Linked DNA regions of Mus musculus: all the other regions are linked to region 1. A link is a loop called in an ENCODE intact Hi-C map of the cell type or tissue named here. Cell type or tissue: left cerebral cortex. All regions are shown on one strand.

Region 1 (2,500 bases):
CTCTGGCCGCACTGGAGAGGCAGAAAGACACTCCACAAATTCGCACGCCCAGGCACTAACACCACACACCCAGGGCACATGCACACAAATACAGGCTGCAGCTCCCAACCCGCCGGCTTTACGTCCCCTTCCAGCCTCTCTTCCCAAAGCGGACGCTTGAAATAAATCGGGAATAAACGTAGGGCAGGCAGATGCCGGAGTTAATTCGCTCAGGGCTCCGCTCATGAAAGACTTCAAGACTTTCCTCGAAATTATTGGGGTCTGCCAGTATTTTTCGGGGTGGGGGTGATGCCAAAAGTACTGGATTCTCTGCTAGACTCCCGGAGGAGAAAAGTCAAAGCCAGAGCAAGAAGAGGAGCTGGAACTGGACTGGAAAAGGTTCCGCTCGAGAGTCCTGAGAACGTGGGGTAGCGGTCGCCCGGGCGTTCTGCAGACTCAGCTTAGAGGTTTTCTTTTCTTTTCTTTTTTTTCTTTTGGTTTGGGTTTTTTCTTTCTTTCTTTATTTTTTTTTCTCCCCCCGCTGTCAGAAGTGGACGTAGGGCCGGAGGAAAGGAAATGCTTGCATTTTGTCACTTTGAGTCCGGACGTCCCCACCTCCTCTCTTGCAGCCCTCAGCCCCAGCCGCCGCGCGAAGTGAGGGAGGAAGGGAGGGAACAATGAGCCGAGCGCCGGGAATGTGCCCCCAGCGCTTGTTTACAAACACCGAGCTATTTATGACCGCTGGAGAACGAAACTCAACGCGGGCACCAAGCAGCCAGACCTTGCGGGCGGCCGGGGCCTGGGAGCCCCGGGACCCGAGGCTCTTTCTCGATTGCGCTACCGGCAAGTTTAGCCGTGCGCCCGGGGCGCGGCGAAGCTGCAGAGCTCCGCTGCGCTGCGGCTGGGGCTGCCTTTGTCTGGGCGACGCCGAGGGGCTCCAGCCTCGGCCTTGCTCGGGCCTGGAGACGCTGCGCTCCCTCCCACCCCCCACCCCCAGCTCTTTCAGCGGCGACGCCCGGAGCCGGCCTCCCAGACCTCCATCTCTCAATTTGTCTATCTCCGAACCCAGCCCCGTGAAAGCTCCCAGTTCCAGAGAAAAAGAAATCCACTTCGGAAGCTGAGATTTCAGACAAAAGCTGACCCTGCCCACAACTTAAAGTCTCCAACCAGCCAGTGGTTTTTAACTTTCTCTCTTGAAATACCACACCCTGGACTTAAAATTGTTTTTTGAGTCTTTTTATTCTCACTCTTCAGCTACTCTATCTAGTGGGGGTTATTTTACTCTTTATGTTTCTGCGCCCGGCTCTCGTGGCTTAGATTGCTCAGTCACAGTAGCTCTCGGAGCAGCTGGAAACCTCACATCCCAGGCAGGGCTCTCAGCTCGCTGGGCTCGGAGAGGATTCCCCTCACCCCCCAGCTGAAACCTCGCAGAAAACTCCCCCTGCGGTCGACTGGAAAATGAGCTCACCCAAATCTCGGTAGGCAGCCGTGGAGAGAGCTCCACCAATCGGAAGGCGTCCCCGCCCAGGCAGCCGCGCATTGGCTGCGGGGAAAATCAATTATCAAATAATCGATCAGCAGGGAGCTTCGATCTGCTGGGAATGCAAACTGCCATTCCGGATTCCCGCCCTGAAGGTGGCCAAAAGGCTCTCTCCCCCAAAGCAGCCAGCCTACGCTCCCAACGCCCCCGCCCCCATCCCACCGCCAGCTGCGGACCGAACCCTCACCCCAGGGGCCGGGGAAGGTTTTGAGGAGAGTTCTGAGAAAGACTAGGGAGGCTTCCTTCACGCGGAGATTGTTTGGAAAAGGTTTAGCATCTCTGAAAGGTACTGAAGCCAACTCTTAGGTTCAAAGTCACAGACCTGTTTCCATTCTTCAGCCAGTATTCAAGTTTCTATTGAGAGGGTGTCTACGGAACAGGGGATACAGGGTAAACATTAGAACCTAGATTTGGAATCAGGTTCTATCGAGCAACGGAGCCTCCTAAGACAGCTTTTAGCAGTCTGCACGAGTCAGCGCCGGGCTAGTTCACACCAGCGGCAGTGCGCGTGGGATAAGCCTAGCAGACAAGGCGTGCGGGCCTCCAGCCCAGCACTCCGCCCCCAACAACGAACACCTGAAGGTTGACATATGTTCACCCCAAACCTTCAATGGGCTTTGCCTCGAAAGAGATCCGACTGTTTAAAACAATAAAAGGCCCCACGACCCCTCATCATGTGCCTCTGTGTCTCCTCTCTGTGTCCTTTTTGTTTTGACGCTCAAGTTTGAAGCTTTTAGTTTCCCCATCACATCCTTGTGCTCTTTTCTTGCACAAACGCCCCGTGTATCATTTAGAAGATTAATACAGACTTGTGCGTCAAAAACAGGCATGGAAGAGCCTTGAATTACCTCCTGCTCACTGGAAGGAGATTTCCCCGCCAAGTTTAAGGAAGCTGATCTGGCTGGGCCAAACAGCCACTTCTCCGCGGATTATAGAACCTACTGAGCTGGACAGACAGCCTAAAAGCCCTTCCCCAGCTCC
Region 2 (2,500 bases), 270 kb before region 1:
AACTCAGTAGTGTGTGTGTGTGTGTGTGTGTGTGTGTGTGTGTGTGTGTGTGTGTGTGTGTGTGTGAGAGAGAGAGAGAGAGAGAGAGAGAGAGAGAGAGAGAAAGTTGGAGGAGCAGGATTTGAACTGAATACTGAAAATAAAGGAGATATTCTACTTATTTAGCCAAACACATATAATTTTTCACAACATACAATCAAAAGTATATGTCTGTACTCAGAAGACTGGGGTGTCAAATCAGGTAAACACTCGGTGATGAGATGCACTAATGTTCTCTCTCACTACCTTGTTTTTGTTGTGACCTTTTTTTTTTAATTAAAAAATATCTGGATACACTTTTAAAATTCTAAATTTAACAATCACGCTCTAATCTCTGCCTTCCTTTCATTTTCCAGTGAGAAATGTCTCTCAAGGGATCAGATGACTGGCTAGGACACAGCAACCTGCACCAATCGAGCAGGAAAAATAGCAGTTAAAATGCGCCAACATTTATCCGCAATATGCAATCCCACGCCCCCTATACACACACCCAAAAAAGTCATTTGTCTTCTGGGTTCTGAGCTGTTTCAAGAATTCTGGCAAACGTAGCCATCAAACAAACTTCTCACACAATATAAATACTGTCTGTTCAAGAAAGGCTTCCAGTGTTTACAGTCCGTAAGTGAAGAGGGAAAAAAGCTGGTATTTAACCAAGAGCGGTGCCCTTGAAAACATCTCTGAACAAAGTGTTCAGCAAAACTTTGGCTGCAGATCCACTGGTTTCTGGTCTTCCTCTCAGTCCCCTGCCAGGAGGAATTCTCACATGGCATCCTTCTGTTGCTTTTTTTTTTTTCTTTAAATTACCTAATTAAATTTTAGGAAGGAGCACCCGACTTGGGGCAGGGAGAGGGGAGATCACACCAACTTCCTTTTGAAACAGGGAAGATGAAAACATCCCATTTTTCGGAGCCCCCTCCTGACAGCCTGGGAGGAGGATGAGCGTTATGCATTGTTATCAGCGTGGTGTAATTTGACTGTTGACAAAGTATCGGTGGCAGTGAGAATGAACGAGGTTAGGAGTGTGGCGGGCTGTAATCAAGAGGATGCTTAGCTGTGCAACACTGCATCTTGAGCAGATTTGAATCAACATTGCCTTAAGGGGATACACACACCAAAAGGGGAAAAAAGTCCATTCATTTTTAGAGGAAAAACTGGAGTGGCACTTGAAGAGAGATCTGACGTGCTTTAATTGCTCTGCAGCTCTCCTAATTAGAGACTTTCCAATCCCTTCGCTGCTGTCACTGTGAGGGTGCACCGTCTTGCTGGACGCAGACGAAAATTGCAAATTGGCTTGATCGGGAAGTTTTATATAAAGACTGAACTACATTCCCTGATGCCCTCCTACCAAAGGGTGCACAGCTAGAGAGTGGCGGCAGCCTCTTTGCTTTCCACCCTGGATTTAAATTTTCAAGCCTTATTAAAATAGTTTCATTATGACACTCAATGTAACGCAAGCAGGTGGCACTGATATTTCCTTAAATAGATGGAAACTTCTCTTCATATCCCACATCATATGAAATATTTCAAGTGGAAAAAAGCCAGCAAAATTCTATGTTGTATATATATTCTCATATTTCCATCTATATCTTAAAGAAGTGAAGGAAGGACAGATTTGTTTTTCAGAGAGCATATCACATATCCCATTTTCTCAAGCTTAAATCTAAACTAGCACCCCAGACTCCCCTTCGAGTCTCAAAGTCATTATACTGCTGTTTGGCCCCAGGTTGCCACCAAATATGACATGATAATAATTTGGGCTTCCCTTTTCAACTTCCCTTCTGTAGCCCTTGAACCAATCTTAATTCATTAACATATTGAATTTTTTCAATTTTCCATTTTCTTGCAATAACAATATTAATGCCAGGGTGAAAGCTTGATTGGAGCTAAATTACTTGTTACCTGCTGGCATTTATTTATATGGCATTGAATTATAAAGCTTTGCTATTGTCATGCCTTGGACGAATTGTTTATGACGCCAGTAATAGGAGTAATTGTTATTGTTGAAATTACCTGTCAGCTACCCATAGCAGTGGCCCTTGTCCCACTGACAAATAGTGACAAGGGAGAGGCATCCTCCCTGCGTCCCCCTGATGGCTTCTCCTCTGATAATAAGAAGTGCAGGGCCTCTGATAATTTGCCTGTCACTGTTGAGTGCAGCTCAGAGAGAGTTGGCCAAATTGTTGTCATTCACTTTGACAAAGACAGCAAAGTGCCCCTGTGCAGACAGAGGATTATCAAAATAAATGAAATCACTCACACCCCTTTGTTTGTTTGCCTCAAGAATTGCCTGGCTTTGGATGAGGCTGTGAAATCAGTGTCCGGTGCTTATGGATATACCTCTGTTCACTCTGGAAGGAGGATGGATGCCAGACAAGGACAGACAAGATTGTAAGACTTGCCATTCCGTAGTTTGCATTGGCTAGTACGAAATTAATTTCAAATATTAAGGCAAAATTCTAAC
Region 3 (2,500 bases), 1.1 Mb before region 1:
AGAATTCTAAAATCAGTTGTCACTTTTTAGGAAACAATTGTAATCAGTACAACTTAATGACTCCACCCTAGAATCAGACAGAAAAATCACACATGAGGTTCTAAAAAACAAAACAAAAAACCCAAAACCGTTGTATTATGATGTTACCAGACTAAAATTTTACCGACAATAATTCTTCAAGCACCTACCCACATAAAAATAACAACAGATTACCTAACTGCTTTGTCATTGGAGAATTTTGATCCCAGAAGATATCAGTTTGTCCATCTGGATCATTTGGAGAACTGAAGGTACAGGATAATAAATCCATTTTCACGATTTGTACTGGCGTCTCCTTTCCTGCATAAGATGACAATCATTGCTTCTAAGTGTTACGTTACTTCATAAAAGCTAAAGTCAAACAATTAATTTTCATGTCCAATACAAAGCTTGTCTCCTAAAGACAGTTACTTTAACCACAATAGAAATGTTTCAATGAAAATAATATCTTAATACTTCATAAGTTTAGCACTGTAGTTAGGAAGTGTTCTTTGAAAATTCCATAGGCCCAGGAATGATACCATCTGATCACTGAATTACTATCACCAGGCTTTAGGTACCTCCATGACGTCAGCAGATGTACAGGAAATGCATCCAAACAGAAAGCCAAGCTAAACTCTCACAAGGCCCCTCCTGTAAACTCGACCCAATTTTTTTTTTACTCCATACACCCCAAAACCAATAGTGATTTGTTTCTAGGGAAGCTCTGTCTAGAATCACTTGAAGGTTTACAATGTTATTTTTCTTTCCCAGCCTCGTTTTATTCATAGCAGAAACAAGCAAGGTAACAGACATTGTATTTTACGGACACACCCTAGGATAGAGGTTATGAGTTTGGTCCTTATTGGGATAGATATCTCTTAACTCCAAGTTTACAGAAATGAACGCGCCATCGGTTTGCTGGGCTAACCGGATGTTACACCTAGCAAGTTCCGGGAGCACACTACGGTTTCTGAGGTGGCCCTTTTTGCAAAACAAAACAGCGAGGAAAACAACAACAACCAGCGTAGGTGCCCAGTTTCCGGAACACAGTCCACGGCACAGGCCCCGCCCACAACCAGACGTTCAGAAAAGGCCCGGTTTACCGGACTCGGCTCTGCAGCCCCAGGCCTCCCGCCCGGTCTGCACCGCCAGGCTCCGCTCCCCGCCCTCTCCTCACCCCGGGGACTGCGCCCGCCGTCAGCCGCTGCCTGCCGCTGCGCCCGCCGCGCAGACCGCGTTCCCGCCCGGCGGAGCTGGGAGCTGCAGGCCGCCCTGGACTCCCGCAGCCACGGCTCTGCCGCCGGGCGGCAGTTCTTAGCAGCCGCCCTGTGCGGCGTGCTCCTCCGGGCAGGGCTGTCCGCATGCTTCCTTCGCCGACTCATTCCCGTGCCACCGTCCTTCAGCTGCATTCACATTTTGCTACAGCGGAGCAGGGCAACTGCTCGACAGAGAGCCCGCGCGCCACCGTGCAGCGCCATCTTTGCAAGTCGGGCGCGCAAAATACGCTGCTTCTAATTGGCTGCCTCCGTCTAGGGGCGGGTTACTACGCATGGTGCGGATTGGCTGCGTCAGTGTGAGGGGCGGGGTTAGAAGGCTGCGGCCAGGGCTGAGGAAACAGGAGTTTTCTGAGGTCTACCATCAGACTCGTCCAACTTAGCAGGAACTGCAGGACCCTTTTCTGGATCTGTGACAGGAACTTGGTATGTGAGACAGTAAAGAGTTCATATACAATGACAGATTCTTATTGAATTTAAAATTTAATTGATTATTTCTAAGATTCAAATGATGGTGTGTTATTCGATAATATGAGAAAATAAAGACTATAGTTTAGGAGGTAATAAACGCAATAGTTCATAGATGTTCTGTTATGTGCGTAGCTCCAAAATGTAGGAAAACGTATTAATTTAATAAACTAACAGTCGCTGGAAACTGTACATGCAAAACAGAGCTGTCATCTTAGTAGGAATAAAATAGTGTTTATTTTGAATCAAGTAATAATTTCCATGGCCAGGGAGCATTGATTCAGGTTGGCCTAAAAACATGTTTCAATATAAAAGCAATCGCACAGACTTTAACAGTCACAGAACAAAAAACAAAGCATTTGCCAGGCGCTTTGTTGGGGACAACAGGTAGTAGGTGGGTTACAGCAAAGCAGGAGATGATTCGTCCATAGGCTTTAGGTAAGGATATAATTTATGAGACCCATCCTTTCGTTGATGGAAGTTAGTGATCTGGTAACAGTGCATTCCAAAGTTTTTACCTGCTAGCCTTCAGGATGCCAATCCTGACAGCTGGGTCCTTAATGGCTACTTAGGGCACTAAAGATAGCCATAAAGATTATTTGGTTTTATATCTGTAACACTCCAGTTTCCTTATCATGAAGTGTGTCTGTCTTTTTGTTTTTCAGACAGTGTCTTATGTGTGCCCTGCCTCCTTATTTAATGCAGTCTCGCTGTGAACTCCTGGTCTTCCTGTCTCA

What was found. Peaks named below come from ENCODE experiments on the same cell type or tissue, not always from the same donor. Only the 100,000 strongest peaks of a DNase experiment are listed, where the experiment ranks them.
Region 2: it touches region 1 in a loop (6-fold over the local background); 5 of 42 quality-filtered maps call a loop at or near these places.
Region 3: it touches region 1 in a loop (3-fold over the local background); 5 of 42 quality-filtered maps call a loop at or near these places.

Annotation. Positions count from the first base shown.
Region 1 is chr11:19,019,070-19,021,569 of GRCm38, forward strand. It overlaps a transcript of Meis1 not described here. Among named protein-coding and RNA genes, the nearest start is that of Meis1, 1.4 kb to the left of the region's middle. In left cerebral cortex, a CTCF peak has its summit at 1,435; DNase peaks (open chromatin) are centred at 692, 822, 1,079, 1,443 and 1 more place; H3K4me3 peaks cover 2,153 bases; H3K27ac peaks cover 1,516 bases.
Region 2 is chr11:18,750,489-18,752,988 of GRCm38, forward strand. All of the region lies in intron 1 of Gm31674 (a long non-coding RNA gene), which reads left to right. Among named protein-coding and RNA genes, the nearest start is that of Gm31674, 3.7 kb to the left of the region's middle. In left cerebral cortex, no CTCF peak of the experiment used is centred here; a DNase peak (open chromatin) is centred at 1,062; H3K4me3 peaks cover 258 bases.
Region 3 is chr11:17,952,365-17,954,864 of GRCm38, forward strand. It overlaps Etaa1 (Ewing tumor-associated antigen 1), which reads right to left and starts at 1,511. Exons shown (of 6, transcript NM_026576.4): 1 at 1,199-1,511; 2 at 214-339. The coding sequence starts at 1,430. Etaa1os (Ewing tumor-associated antigen 1, opposite strand) reads left to right here and starts at 1,606. Exons shown (of 3, transcript NR_131915.1): 1 at 1,606-1,721. In left cerebral cortex, a CTCF peak has its summit at 1,466; DNase peaks (open chromatin) are centred at 1,083 and 1,552; H3K4me3 peaks cover 1,606 bases; H3K27ac peaks cover 636 bases.